Linked DNA regions of Homo sapiens: region 1 is linked to region 2. A link is a loop called in an ENCODE intact Hi-C map of the cell type or tissue named here. Cell type or tissue: GM12878. All regions are shown on one strand.

The links. Hi-C counts contacts between places; a loop is a spot of excess contacts. Peaks named below come from ENCODE experiments on the same cell type or tissue, not always from the same donor. Only the 100,000 strongest peaks of a DNase experiment are listed, where the experiment ranks them.
Region 1: it touches region 2 in a loop (2.0-fold over the local background); 2 of 110 quality-filtered maps call a loop at or near these places.

The regions. Positions count from the first base shown.
Region 1 is chr12:63,393,683-63,401,682 of GRCh38, reverse strand. No RefSeq gene overlaps it. Among named protein-coding and RNA genes, the nearest start is that of LINC03056, 24 kb to the right of the region's middle. In GM12878, no CTCF peak of the experiment used is centred here; no DNase peak of the experiment used is centred here.
Region 2 is chr12:63,301,071-63,309,070 of GRCh38, reverse strand. All of the region lies in intron 1 of LINC03056 (long intergenic non-protein coding RNA 3056), which reads left to right. Among named protein-coding and RNA genes, the nearest start is that of LINC03056, 69 kb to the left of the region's middle. In GM12878, no CTCF peak of the experiment used is centred here; DNase peaks (open chromatin) are centred at 4,098 and 6,580.

The DNA of each region.
Region 1 (8,000 bases), 93 kb before region 2:
TGTTTAATGGGTATGGTTATTAATTTCCTTGTTAAAATCAGAAGAATGTTTTACCTGCTCACCCTCATTCCCATAATCTCCTCTATTTGCTTACTACACAATCCTTTTCTCTTCAAACCTGAAAACTTCTCCTGGTTCCCTGCAACACTCAGGGAGCCAGTGGTTCCCGTAGATAGATTTCCTGTGGATAGAGTTCATGTTATTTGGTATGACATAGATCATGGTGAAATGATGGCTATAAGGAGGAATGGTTGCACTTTAAACATTCCCTGAGGTGCCCTCTTTTCAGGGTACCTCTATTGTCAGGCTCGCATCAAATATGATGTTGTCATGCCAAGTGTCAGGTTCCAGCCCAAGCTGAGGTCTGAGAGAAGAGGGTGGATGGGTAGTGGGTAGCTGAAAGAACACTTGGGGGGGCGTAGGCAGATGAAATATGGTTTTATTGTGCTCTTTCTCTCTCTCCATCTACCTTTGTCTTGGCTGCCCACTCTAGCTGTAGCCCCTCTCAGCACCTGGCTCTGTGGCTCCTGCTTCTCCCACATCTGTACTGTACTCCCTGGTGTACTTGCTGGTTCCTGGATCCCCCCTGTCTGCCTGCAAGGCAGCCGGCTCTCCCTGACAGGGTCAGCAGCTTTACTCACTCTCTCTGGGTGTGAGCCCCATGCACAGTATCAGCAGGACAGTTATACCATTTACAGACAATAGTGGCTCAGAGCCAAGTATGAGCTTACATAAATAGGTTTTGTAATGAACAGAGTTGTGCACCTGCACTGCAAACTCACTGAGTCATGTTTAAATGGATGTTTACTTTGGCCTGTTCTTGACCCACAGCACATCCATTTTCCTTACACTCCACCCACTAGGCCGAGGGAGACATAGGCCTTGGATCCACAGGTCTGACATATAGGCCTGATACATAGGTTTTGAGCATACAGGCCCAACACACGCTTGACACATAAGCCTGAGACATAGGCTCTGGGCATACAGGCCCTGGACACACAGGTCCAATACACAGGCTTTATACATAGGCTCTAGGCACACAGGCCTGAAACATACATAAGCCTCTGGGCACACAGGCCCAACACACAAGCTTGACACATAAGCCTGATACATAAGTCTGGGCACGCAGACCTGATACACAGGCTTGGCACACAGGCCCCAGACACACAGGTCTGACACATAGGCCTTATACATAGGCTCTGAGCACACAGGCCTCGGACACACAGGCCTGACACATAGGCTTTATACATAAGCTCTAGGCACACAGACTTGACATATACATTAGCCTCTGGGCACACAGGCCCAACACACAAGCTTGACACATAAGCCTGCTACATAAATCTGGTCACACAGGCCTGATACACAGGCTTGGCACACAGGCCCTGGACACACAGTTCTGACATATAGGCTTTACGTTCTAACCCCTAGGCTGAGGGAGTTCTTCTAGTGGGGACACATGCTCACAGGGCAGAACCCTGGACGCAGAGGCCAGTGCGGTAATACAGGAAGCAACAACTCCAGGTTATGGCAGGCAACAAGCCCATGGTGATGTTACCCCAGGGTTGCTTTATACTTTGGGGTGTCTGTGGTGGGGGTACCACATGCTCTCCTACTAACCAGCCCCATCCATCACGGAAGCTATGGGTCAGCCAGGGGACAGGTAACATTACCATTTGTCTCCATACCTGATTGGAGAAGGTTATCCTTGGTGTGTATCTGTAACTGAAAGGGGGTGGTGGCCTGGTGCAACAGTGCTTTCCCCAGGGCCAGCTACCTTTCCGTGGCAGCTTATTTAAGGTTTGGAGCACCAGGTCCAACCTTGAAATACAGCCCTACTTGGACTGGTGGCCAACTAGCCAATTCTGTAACTTCCAGGTAGTTAACCCCAAGGTTAAGCCTTGATAAACTGCCCAGCTATTGGTGCAGATTACCATAGGTGTCACCTCCTTGGTGTTGGGGAAAAGCTGAGTGTTGGGGAAAGAGCTGAGGCAGGGCTTGCATGTCTGACATAATGTAAAAGAGTCTTGGAACATATCCGGGGTCCAGGGTCTAAAACCCCTCATGGTTTTTGGAACACCAAGCTCTGTGCCAAAGGGTGGAAGGCTGCCCTGCCGCACCACAATCTAAGCCCAGGGTATAAAACCCCTCATGGCTTGGATGGAATCCAGGGCTCAGGGCATAAACCACCCCCCACCCCCCCACCCTTGTGGCCTCTGGAATGTGTCTAGACTTGCTGGCTCCTTGCTTCTAGCATTCCCAGGCTCCTAGAACGATTGTATCCTAAACTAGAAGAACATGTTTCCTGTCATCTCAAGTAGCAGAACGTGTTCCATATGCTTCAAAGAAAATGCTAAACTGTCACAGCTATAAGTCACGCGTTGATGCACCGCTACCTTTCAACCCCCACATCCTCACCACCTGTTTCTTTGTTTGATCACCAATAAATAGTGCAGGCTTCCAGAGCTCAGGGCCTTTGCAGCCTCCATACTAGTGTTGGCCCCCTGGTCCCACTTTCACTCTTGTCTTTTCTCATTCCTTTGACTCTGCCAGACTTCGTAGCCTCCAAGGCCTAGTGTTGGGTCTGATCACCCCAACACTTGGTGATCACCACCCATATTGCTCTAAGTTCATCCAATTGGCTACTTTGTCCACATCCAGTTTCAAACCATATGGTGTCAGTACTAGGTTGGACTGCGACAGTGGTCCAGGCAGCACTAGCACCTCAGCTAGACCCATTTGTATACCATGCCATGTTAGGAATTGAGGATACCCTTCCTTAAATGGTGATGGCTCAGGGTCTAGGGGTGTCTCAGGCCCCTTGGCCTTATCTTGCATTAGGACTACAGGTCCCAAGACCTCTTGCAGCTCTGCTGCTAAGGGACTTGGACTGAGTGTACTCTGCTGCTCTAAGTAGGTGCCCCACTTTGCTAAAGTGGATGTCTGCACTGTCCCAGTCTTGGGGATCATTATCCATGAGCACACCCATCCTGCTATCTGGTAAGTCATCCACATGACAGCCGTAGCCCATGCTGTCACGCTCTCATGAGCCTGAAGGGCAGCATATACAGCTGCTAGCTCTTTCTCTATCAAGATATACTAGAGCTCAGCTCCCTTCTGTAGTTGGGACCAAAAGCCTACTTGCATTCTAAAGTGCTCTGTGTGCTGCCAGAGGCCCCAGCCAAAACCGTCTTGGTCACATGCCCATCCAATTCAAATGGGTGCCCCTGGTCAACTACCCATAGGGCTTGTGCCTGCTGAATAGCCCACTTGCTGCCAGGAAGGTGGTCTTTGCTGCATCATCCCAATCCCAGGCAAGAGGGGTGTTGCTGCTTCTAAATCTGCAAGAGAATCAGAGGTTAATATAACGTCATCAACAAGACCATGATGTATGGTGGGGCTATGTGCACATAGCCCTGCAACAACACTGTGAAAGTCCATTGTCGCCCTCCCATGAAGGCAAACTGTTCCTGGCTCTCTTGAAAAGAATGCATTAGCCAAGTCCATCACATAATGGTACTGTCCCAGTTCTGTCAAGCGGTCCGTCAAGTCTGTGATAGACATCACAGTGCCAAGCTGTGTAAAATATCCACCCCTAGAATGTATTCAGGTATGGGAGATACATACACAGTGTATAAGCAGGGAGCCAAGCAGCCAGTGCCAAGGTGAAAAGATACAAGTTTCACTTTCACTGACTGGCCTTCACAGCTGTTTATATATGCAGCCTCACCAGCACCCACTGTACATTTGTGGGGGACCAGCGGATTGCCAATTCCACATGTGGCCTCTGATCATCCAGTGTTCCCCCAAGCCAGACACCTCAGCCAGTCCCTAAACAAACAGAAAAGGCTTTATACCCCCGCCTGGCTACAGCAAATGTCTTTGAGCTGAAGTACCTGGGTGCCATTTATCCATTCCCCTGATGCTGGGTCACCCCAAATGTTTCTTTTCTCTATTTTTTTAAATGAACAATGCTTCTATGAATATTCTCCTATGTGCTTTCTGGTATAGATGTGCATGAATTTCTCTGGTTTAGGAATGGCATTACTGAATTGTAGGATATGCACAAGGATCTAGAACTAGCAATACTATTTGACCCAGCAATCCCATTACTGGGTATATACCCAAAGGATTATAAATCATTCTGCTGTAAAGACACATGCACACGTATGTTTATTGCAGCACTGTTCACAATAGCAGAGACTTGGAATCAACCCAAATGCCCATCAATGATAGACTGGAAAAACAAAATGTGGCACATATACACCATGGACTGCTATGCAGCCATAAAAAGGATGAGTTCATGTCCTTTGCAGGGACATGGATGAAGCTGGAAACCATCATTCTCAGCAAACTAACACAGGAACAGAAAACCAAACACTGCATGTTCTCACTTATAAGTGGGAGCTGAACAACGAGAGCTCATGGACACAGGGAGGGCCACATCACACACTGGGGCCTGTCAGGGGGTGCGGGGCTAGAGGAATAGCATTAGGAGAAATACCTAATGTAGACAAGGGGTTGATGGGTGCAGCAAACCACCATGGCACGTGTATACCTATGTAACAAACCTGCACTTTCTGTATATGTATCCCAGAACATAAAGTATATATATAAAAAAAAGTTGCTTAAAAAAAAAAAAGAACATAATGAACTCTAAAATATTTCTCAGGGCTAGCCCTATATTTATATATGTGTACTCTCATGATATACTATATAAGATTTACCATTAAATTTTCAAGACCTCTCTATAAGTAGTTTTTTATATGTTTTCTAGCCCATTAAATCGAAATAAAATGTTGTCTTATTAACTTATCAGTTTGAAATAAAATGATAAGTCCTACAACCAGAGGTATAATAATATTAGGATAAAAATAAGCCAACAGTATGTAATTACACTGGTATTTTGAAATCATATTGGTATTTTTTAAACAGCTAGAAAACTATGGTCCTGAATTTAAAAATTATCCCAGTGCTGTCGTCTGAATCTGTCCCCCATATGTTGGAACTTAAACCCCAGTGTGATAGTATTAAGAGGTAGGATCCTTGAGAATTCCATACCCTAGCATTTTTAGTGACTGAAATAACGAAAATTCAGATTAGGCCCTTGCCTGCTTGCACATGTTAATTACTTGCTTGTTCCCACAACATAATTATAAATTGCTTATGTACTACTGTTTCTTTGTCAAGTATGGGGAGATAACTTCAAGGCCATTGAAAATTTTGCAGAAAGGAATGAATGCTTTTAAGACATTGCAACCAGCTGATGATGCCCAGAAGTCTGGTTGCTCAAGTTGTTATCTGAGACTGAAGAAACACAGATTTTCCCCTCTGTTACCTGAAACTCCCCCTCTGTTACTTGCTAACCACATAAAAACTCCCTGCTTCATCTCTTTGTTCAAATGGATCTGAGAGATTTTGCCCTCTTGCCTCCTCACTTGGGCCGAATCGAATACATTTTTCTCTATCACTAAGCATCTCCAAGTTTTGATTGGAGTTTGATTCCAAGTTTGGTTTGATTTCAGCTGCGCATGAGGTACAGGAGCCTGAATTTGGGGTTCTGCAACAGGGCCCTTAGGACGTGATTAATCGGTCTTGTCTACCTTTAGAATAGGCTTAGTGTTCTTATAAAAGGGCTAAAGGGAACCAGCTAGGCCCCTTCTGTCCCTTTTGCCCTTCTGCCTTCCGCCATGTGAGGATGCAGCAACAAGGCACACCTGTTGGAAGCAGAGACTAGCCCTCACCAGATGCTGAACCTGCTGGTGCCTTAATCTTGAACTTTCAGCCTCCGGAACTGTGAGAAATAAATTTCTGTTCTTTATAAATTATCCAGTCTTGGGTATTTTGTTACAGCAACATGAACGAAGACACCTAGACATGAAAAATCCCAATATAGGCTTTCTCTTTATTTTTCTATCATAATTTATTATAAAGTATTACATTTAGCCTATGAAGCTGTAAAGATATTGTTGATTCTTTGTGGAATTTATAATCTTAGAGGGAAGAGATATCATTATAATGTGGGGTAGAAAATTATATATACCTCAAGTGTTTAGAGATAAGATGCTCTTGGAATTCAGACTGGGTAGAAACATTTCTTGTTAGAAGGATGGGGTGAGTGTGCCCTAAAGTCACTTATAGGAGGAAGTTTGGTGCATCAACCGGGGTTAATCTAAGACAAAGAGCTAACTGACTATGGAATATCAGGGAAAAAGTCACTGTAGTTCCTATTCCTTTCAGTCAACCAATGCAAATGTTGATTAAGGACCACCCTGTCTAATCTTTTAAAAACCTTTGGGAGAGGAGGTTAAAAAAAAAAAAAGAGACAAGAAAATGTGTGGGCCGACCATGGAATGCAAGCACATAGGAACAGAGCATGCTGAGGAACTAGACAAAACTCCAACTTCGCAGGTGAATGTCCTGAGAAAGTTCCCAGGTTTATGACTTCACGGAACACCAAACAGAAGTCTAAGAATTTTAAACGTAGTTCATGCACAATCACAGTAAATTGTTCTGCAAGTGGATGTTGTAATAACACTCTGGCTACAGACTATTATTATTAACAAATATTTCATTTGATTAAGTGACTTTTTGAAGGGCTCTAAAGAAGTTGGCAACAGAGCTAAAATTAGAAAGAACTGAAACTCTTGCTTCTTAGTCCTGTGTTTAAACTTACATTAAATCATAAGGTTTCTTTGCAAATAGTAGTACTCATGAAGTTGAATTATTTTTTTAAATTTTAAAACAAGCCAGCTTAGATAGATATTCTCAGACCATAATAATAACATCTATTATCTACTCAACACCTACTTTGCTCCAGGTATTATTAAGTACTATATAAATTCTATTTCTAACTCTTACAACAGTGCAAATTAGATATTCAAGTCCACATATTCTCAGATGAGAAAATGGAAGATTGAAGTTTTTGTCTAGCATCACATGGCTGGCAAACCAGAATTTGTGCCCAAATATGCTACACTATAATTTTGTTACTACATTGATCAAAACGTATGTACTGAGATCCTAGTATGTTGAAAGCACTTGAAAAGTCACACACATACTAGCAAACTCTTCATTGCAATTCAAGCACTGCTTACTCTTTGGCTTAGAATTTTATCTATTGGGTGTAGACTCTACAAACCCAGGGCTGTGCCATCTACCTGGATGGACTCATATGTGCACTGGCTTCCAATATGGCCTAGCCTTTCCTCTCTGTATTCCAAGCAACGAAAAGAGAGCAGTGTTTTTTCATGTTATTATCATCCGTAACACATAGACGGTGCCTACTGGTATTAATTGAAGAACTAACACTGTGTGTCTGCCAAATGTCAATATTGTTCCAAGTACTTTTGGCATGTAATCTTTACAAGAACTTTACATAGATATTAATATTACTCACTCCTCCCGCTTTTTTTTTTCTTTTTTTGAGCTGGAGTCTTGTTCTGTCGCCCACGCCAGAGTGCAGTGGCACGATCTCCACTCGCTGCAACCTCCGCCTCCCGGGTTCAAGTGATTCTCCTGCTTCAGCCTCCTGAATAGCTGGGACTACAGGCACTTGCCACCACGCCTGGCTAATTTTTTGTATTTTTAGTGGAGACAGGGTTTCACCGTGTTAGCCAGGCTGGTCTTGATCTCTTGACATCTTGATCCGCCTGCCTCCTGACCTGTAATCCCGAAGTGCTGGGATCACAGGCGTGAGCACCCGGCCACTTTCCCCCGCTTTTAAATGAGGATATTGAATTACAGAGAGGTCAAGTAACTGGACTAAGATCTTACATTGATAAGTAGAGTAGCATCTGAATCCAGTAGTCTGATTCTAAAGATTGGGCAATGATTTACTCTGCTCTACTTCTCTTAGTGAAAGGAAGCTGGGAGAAGGTGATGTAATTTTCCTAAGATACATCATTATTAAGAGGACCAGATGTATCTTACCCTGACATTTCAATAGCTGATGCACACAAAATTTTTCCTTCCCTTCCCTTTCCCTATCTTCTCTTCTTCCT
Region 2 (8,000 bases):
ATCTAGGCTTTTTTTTTTTCTTTTGCAACTAAAATATATCTAAAGTCCCTAAGGATTTAGATTCCCTTCCCTCTGGAGAATCAATGAGTCAGAGGCAAGAGAGCAAATGAGGCTGTGATTAAATGTGAAAAATAGATGTTTGAGGCTAAGGGCACCCTGGTGGAGAGTGACACTGTTGATCTTGTGGGACTCATAAGAAATTCTGAATAAACTCAGCCGTGACCCGAGCCTTTTTAAGGTTCAAAAATCAAGGGCTAATTTTGCGTGTTCTTGTTGATTTTTCACATGGCTCCACAGTGCCTGCTTCCAGCTGGAACTGGACATGGAAATACTTAAACTGAAATAACATTGGGAAAGGAGCCCCTGTGAGGTTTCTGATCAAGTAAGAATGAAGAGAAACTAAAAGTCTCAGGAGACAACCACATTTATTATTTTTATCTTTTCTTCTACCTCATCCTAAGAAAGTTTTGGGGCAGATAAAGATCTGTATATAAAAGAGAATTTGCAAGACATATCAGCCTTAGATCATTTTTGGAAATCTAGATTTTAAGGAGGCTTACAATAAAGCAAGTGTGTTTGCTGGTGAATTGTTCAAAAAATCATTCTTTCTAACAATTTTGACATTACTGGAGGCTGCCATCTTTTTGAGCTATTTTTTTCTCAATTTCCAACAAATGAATTAAGTAAACATTTTTAGAAGTAGTAGTCTCCTAGTTCTAGTCAGATTATATTTCTAGTTTCTCTCCAAAAGCAACTTATTTTTTTCACAGAGTCTACTAAAATTTCTAAGTAGCATAATACATAGAAGTCAAAATTTAAAAACTGATTTTACAAGAGCCGGATTAGACTTTTATATCCTGTGTGCCCATGTATTACACCCAATAGCCAGTGATATCTTTAAAATATAGCTGCATCGGCAAGATGGGTGAATCAGTCTGTAGGCATAAGAACTCCAAGTTTTAACAGGAGCAACAGAAGCAAAGAAAGCAGATCTGGGCATTGGACCGTCTCTTTGCTTCTGCTCTTACCTGGCAGAAACGGTCCCTTCAGCTACTTCTCCACAGCCCCTAGTAACACGAGAAATGACAGGAGGGTCGCTTCCCCAGCGGGAAGTCTAACTTGAATTGGAATCAATTTTGTCTCTGGATAAAGGATGTATGGCAGAGCTAAACTGCGCATTTTGCTTATTGTCATGCTGTGCTGTTTATTGAATATAAAACCAATTGACTACATTTTTACATCTTGTAGCAAAAATGTACTTTGAAATTTTAGCTTTTAAGGGAAGAAATAGGAAGAGAAGAATGCTTCCAGGATTCCCAACAAAAAGAAAACTCCTAAATCTTAGCTAAGGTGGGGAATGATTTTTCATACCTTTGTTTTCCTAGTAGTAAATTAACCAAAAACACTTTATAAACAATCTCAAGTAAACAAATGAAATATTTTTTCTTTCCTACCCCCTAGCTTTACTGAGGTATAATTGACAAATTAAAATTGCATACATTAAAGGTGTATAACGTGATGTTTTGATATATGTATACATTGTAAAATAATTACATCAAGTTAATTAACATATCCATCACCACGTATAGTTACCGTTTGTGTGTGTGGGTAGTAAGAACACTTGAGACCTACTCTTTTAGCAAATTACCCATATACAACACATTACTATTAATTTTTACCATACTATACATTAAGTCTCCAGAACTAATCATCTTACAACTACAGGTTTGTACCCTTTGGTCAATATTCCACCCCTTCACCCCCATCCTCTGGTAACCACCTTTCTACTTCAGAATAGTCTTCCTTGAATGTTTTGAAGTTGAACTGCTATAGCATATCGAGTTCCTCATGGGCAACCACTGTATCTTATTCATCTTTGTGTTATTGTATGTAGTTTTTAAAAAAATTCTTCAGAGCCTGACATGATGCCTGGCACATAGGAGAGGCTCCATAATGTTTATTTCATTTGCTCAGTTTAGTCTAATGGTGTATAGAATTCTAGAGTTCTAGGCTCACGTTTCAAGCATGAACAGCTTTCGGCAAAATTCTTAAATGGGAAAAATGTGCCTCCAGAATCTGTCAACTTTCCCTCTCATTGTGAACACAGATGCCAGTGTAATTTTGCCATTTTCTGCTGTGACATTGTCCCCTGGATTTTTTCTCATGATTAAACTATTTCTTGATTAAAAAAGAAAAGTAAGAACAGGTGATGGTGATACAATGTGGGAGACTTCTAGATAACCTATTTGCTTTGAGCCCCTGGGGATGATACCCGTGATAATGAGTAAAATATTTTAGGGTGTAGTACCCTTGCAAAACCTCTCAAATCATGAATCACACCAAGGAAGTAGCAGCCTTGGTTTCAGTCTTAGTTTTAAGAACTGGAGAGGAAGCAACATAATACAGTATTCCCATGAGACAGCAAAGCCTTTCTCCTCATTTTGCAGATGGGAAAATTGAAAAACAGCATAAGTGACTGCTCAATTTGACATGAATGAGGGGTAGAGCTGGAAACAACAACAAAGGACTGCACTTGGTTTTCTGTCACATTAAACCTTTATTTATCCAAAGATTTATAAGTTACTTTGTTTTACAACTCTAATCTCTATTTTTTAAGAAAATGGCAATTATATTTCCCCAGACTGTGATTAACAAATGTAATAATAAACATATAAATCCTTCCCATGGGATCCTGGTATATTGTTTTCTGGGTCAGCATGTTTTGTGCTCATAAAGTTTAATAAAACTTTGAAATGCTATTTTGAAATAATTCAAATACACTGCCAATTTTTCCTTTTTTGTGGGAATTTGTGTTTGATATGTACTAAATTTGGATGAAGTAGTTTTTCTTCCTTCATGTCTGTCATTGCAGCTAGAAGTTGAACATTGGATAATAAAATTTTTTATTTGGCCGGGCGCAGTGGCTCATGCCTGTAATCCCAGCATTTTGGGAGGCCGAGGCGGGCAGATCATGAGGTCGCAAGGTCAGGAGATCAAGACCCTCCTGGCTAACACAGTGAAACCGCGTCTCTACTAAAAATACAAAAAATTAGCTGGGCGTGGTGGCGGGCGCCTGTAGTCCCAGCTACTTGGGAGGCTGAGACAGGAGAATGGCGTGAACCTGGGAGGCAGAGGTTGCGGTGAGCCGAGATCACTGCACTCCAGCCCAGGCAACACAGTGAGACTCTGTCTCAAAAAAAAAAGAAAAAAAGAAAAGAAAAAATTTGTGTGACAGTGGCATTAATAAAATATTTATATAGGAAGACTTCTTGACTTTTAAAAGCTATTTCAAGGGTATATTTTTGTAACAAACTGAAATTTTTGTTAAATTATTTTTGAACAACTTTAATGTTCTAGCTCTTGCCTCAAAAGCACAAAGTAGAGCAATGAAACTATTTTTAAGTCTTCAACTTTGGAGGGCAAACTATCTTATTAATCAGGTTTTAGCAAATTTACTTAATAAAACTTATGCAGAAGTATGATTTAATTTTTTTCCATAACAAGGGCATAGCAATATTCTAATCATTTTGAGCCGTGAAATAGAACACAGAGTAAAAATCCTCTAGTCTATCCTATGTGGCAGTGGCAATTGTTTGTGGTATATGTTGCATATACACCCTAATTGCTTATGGTGTAGAGACATAAAAGAATATGTTTTGAGATCTGCACTAATAAGAAAAATGTCTGGGTCATCTTTAGCACTCTTTATTCATGACTCTATTTGCATGCCCTAATCATACACAATGAATCAGTAGTTTCGGCTGCTTAATGAACAAAAATTCAGAACAGAGAAGATAGCTTTCTCCAGTTGTGTCATCAGCTAGCAATTCCAAGGTCCCCGACAATTTCCTTAACACACACAACCCCCAGTAATTATAGCACATTTTCTAATAGATAACTTCTCAAACAAATTCTCAATTACGTAGGGGGTAAATCCATGCCTGAAGACTGCTTCATCACTGAGATTGGCTGTTTTATGCCCCCAAGCAGTGGCTGACACTTCCCTTTCACACAGTGTTCGGAACTCTTGGAGTGCATGAGACATCTGGGAAATTAGAGCTATGATAGGCTACCTGAGTCATGTTGGAGTCCTGCTCAACTGGAGAACACAGAAACGCATTGGTGTTTGTGGCTTTGTTCATATGTATGGGGGATTTTTGAATCTCATCTTACTTCCCATAACCTATTAATAATTGTCTTTATTTTGGCTTTTCAGACAAGAGAAAGATTTTTAACCTTTTCCCCTTAGCCTACGTACTTTGTTGTTGTTGCTGTTTGAGGCAGGGTCTTGCCCTGTTGCTCAGGCTGGACTGCAGCCGTGCAATCATAGCTCACTGAAGCCTCAAACTCCTGGGCTCAAACTATCCTCTTGCTTCAACCTCCTGAGTAGTTAGGACTACAAGTATGTGCCACTATGCCCATATAATTAAAAACAAAATTTTTTTTTGGAACAGGGTCTTGCTATGTTGCCCAGGCTGGTCTTGAACTCCTGGCTTTGAGCAATCCTCCTACCCCAGCCTCCCAAAGTCCTAGGATTACAGGCCTGAGCCACTGTGTCTGGCCAGCCTACATACATTCTTAAGCGTCCCCTTTCCCTAAAAATATGCATCTACTCCAAAATAAAATTTATAATTATTCTAATCAGTTTACTGCTTATTTCATAATTTTCTCAAACTATGTGACTAGAAAATTTTGACACTCAAGCTTAGTGAAATTATAAAAACTAGGTGTTGTTAATTCTCTAAGGATGATGTACCAAAGGGAGAGTTAGAAATAAGCATTTACAGCAATTACCAAACTAAAAGGCCAAATAAAAAATAGATAGCTTTTAGTTATTCAAATAACAATAATTATTATAATAATCCACGTTACTTTGCTCCTTGAAAATACAAACTCTACCTATTGTAACAATTTTGATCCCTTGAGCATATTGCTTGGCTTTTAATACATTTTATTCAAATATAACAAAAAGTCCTCCGTAATTAAACTGCAATATTTTTGTTGAAGTCAAATTACTATCATTGTGAACATATGCTATATGTATTTAGTAAAACAAACCAAAGGAAAAAAAAAGGGTTCAAAAATTCAGAATATATCAGAGAGATTCGAATATAATGGTTTATTGATGTACTTTAACATAAGCATGGGCATTTGAATGAAGTGCAGGTTCAATAAAATACACTTAAAAGGATTATGATCAGATAACTCAGGCTTTGGGAAATAGCACCTCTCAAAATAGCATAGAACCATGAGAAGAATTTACCCCTAGAGCTCAAAGTAGAGCTTCTCCTGTAGGGAATTGATGGTTCCATAATTACTGTCCTGAGAAGAAGTTAATTTTGGGTAGGAAATACCTTTAGGAAGCCTGCCTGAGGACAGAATGGGAAAACAAAATTTTTCTCTCCCTAGGGCAGAAGTAATTTGTCCCAGACTAAAAGCCTAAAGTAGTATGCATTGCTTTTGTGAAGTGGGGTGATTGATTATGATAACAAATATTTATAGAACACTCAACATGAATGAAGCATCGTTTTACGTGAATTAAGTCATTTAATTCTCACAACAATATAAAGGTGGTACTATTATTAGCACCCTCATTTTAGATGAGGAACAGAGAAGCAAAATACATTTCTCAAGGTTGCACAGATAATAAGTGGTGGCAGCAGAGTCAAACCCGGCAGTCCAGCTCTGCAGACGTGCACATCACAACCACATGAAACCTCCCACCCTTGAGATGGGCTTGGCATATGCATAAGGATTAGGTCAGGCTGAAAATAGCCATAACCAGTAGGCCAATGAGCATGAGTTAAGACATAATCAAAATACAGTGTTGTTTTTATTGTTTTTGTCTTTCATTCTTTTTTTAAATTTTATTCAGTAGAAATAATCTTTCCTTAACTCTGGATGAAAACTTGACAAGTTGATGATGTTTTCATTCCCTCTAAGATAACAGAGAGCCCTACAGGGAGAATACAGTGAAAACATTGTCTTCATTTGGAAAGTAGAATGTTCTGTTTGAGATAGAGATGAAAACTCTGAACTTGATTTAGTTTCAGTCCTTCTTCCCTGCTGCCTGGGAGGAAGTCTACAGTGTGAAGGGGTCAGTGGTGAGGTTGATTTGTCTGCCCCTCCCTCTGCTTTTCCCAGACTGTCCTGTGGGCAGTGGAAGAGAATGGGGCAGGAAAGGTGTCACTTGAACTGGCGGCACCCTAAGCACCTTTTTGATCTGTACTTGGTAGAATTCAAAGATTGTTATTTCTCATGTGGGTAATTTTTGTGGCTCCAACCGCCTGCAGGTCCCTTTCGCTAGAATAATGTATCTATGTTCTGATGGTCACTTGAAAGCCCCTAGGCAACCTCCTCCAGTCTCTCGTTGCTGGGGTCCCTCTGCTTCCCCACATGACCTTAGTGGAGCGGGTCTGTTACTGAACCAAACTGGGTCCGTTTTGCCTGCATTTAAGGGAAAACCAAACACAGAAGCACTAGGTTTTTGCAGTGTGGAAAGTTTATTGTGAGTCAGAGAGGAAATGCTCAAATCTGTCTCCCTGAGCTGTGGTGGTTGTGGTAGGTTTTATAGTCAGAAGACAATGAGGTGTGATCTGGTGTGTGACCAGATGTGAAAAGTGTGACCCTTTCAGCTCCCTCAAAGCAGTTCACCAGCTTCTCTAACCCTCTAGTGTCCTAGGCAGGAGGGATTCCCTGGTCGACTACCCCCAACTCCATGGGTAATGGGCTCCCTGAGCAGCAGTGTGAGGTCCTCCTTCCTCCTCACTGATAATTAAGCTGGTGGAGGGGGTGAGGCTCACAGCACAGCTCTCTGCCAAGGTCTCCTCACAAGATCCTTTATTCTCTACTCTCTCAACTCTTTTGCATCCTCATATTGGGAGAGGGGTTCAAGAGTTGTTGAATACATTTGGGAGCATCTCCTTTGCCATCCTGAATACCTACTAGCAACCCACTGGAATTTCACCTGCATATCACAGCATGACAAAGTTTACTTCCATTTTCACAACTTTTTTTTTCATTTTGGAATCAGGACTCCACTCTTGAGTCTCAGCTCATGGTCCACACTGATGCTAATTTCCTGTCTATAAAAAATATTCTTTTGCTTCTTGTCAGGACCAATGTAAATTTATCAATCCCTTTCAAAAAGGGAGTTTTGAATTGATTCTTAAATGGATGTAATCTAGGTTGTGTTTTCTAAGATCAAAATACATACCAAAGTAACAGTTTTTATTGTCCTGAACAAACATTTTTGAAGGGTGATTACAAAGTAGTTTTTAGAAATGTAACATTCCAAGTAAAGAGGCATTTCTTAAAATAGTGTATCAGAGGGGTTGGAAAGTTTAGTGATTTAGTGCTGTTTATGAAAGTCACACAATGCTTGAGTACATTTACATTTGTAGAAAAAAGCTTTCTTATCTATTAATCCAATTCTTCTTAGAACTTTTATAGGATCTGAATACTTGCTATGAGGGAACAGTATGTATTCAAAGAGCATGGACTTTGAATTCCAACTCTAGTACTAACACCAAATGCCTGTGGCTTTGCACAAGTGACTTCACTCTGAAGAAGCCAGAGGGCACAAATCTGAAGAACTTGTGTCAGAATACCTGAGGAAGTTACTCCTGAGCACACCCTCAAAAATTCATAAACAGCTGGAGAATATTGTGATGCAGATGAACCAGGTGGGGACTTAGTAACATTCACCACAAGAAGTGATTGTACTAATAACAACAACAATAAATGATGTATTCATACATTTAATTACTTCTTTTATTCAATAACAATTTATTGAACACCTACTATGTGTTAGGTACTGAAGATCTAGTGATAAATAAGGCAAGCAAATTTTATAGACCTTACATTTTAGTAAAAAGTGGCATAGAGTAAATAAATGAAAAGAGAATTTCAGAAAGTGATGAGTTGTGAAATAAATAGAATAGGACAAACTTATAAAGCATGATGGGTAGGGGTGGTGCTATTTTATTTGTTTTAGGGAA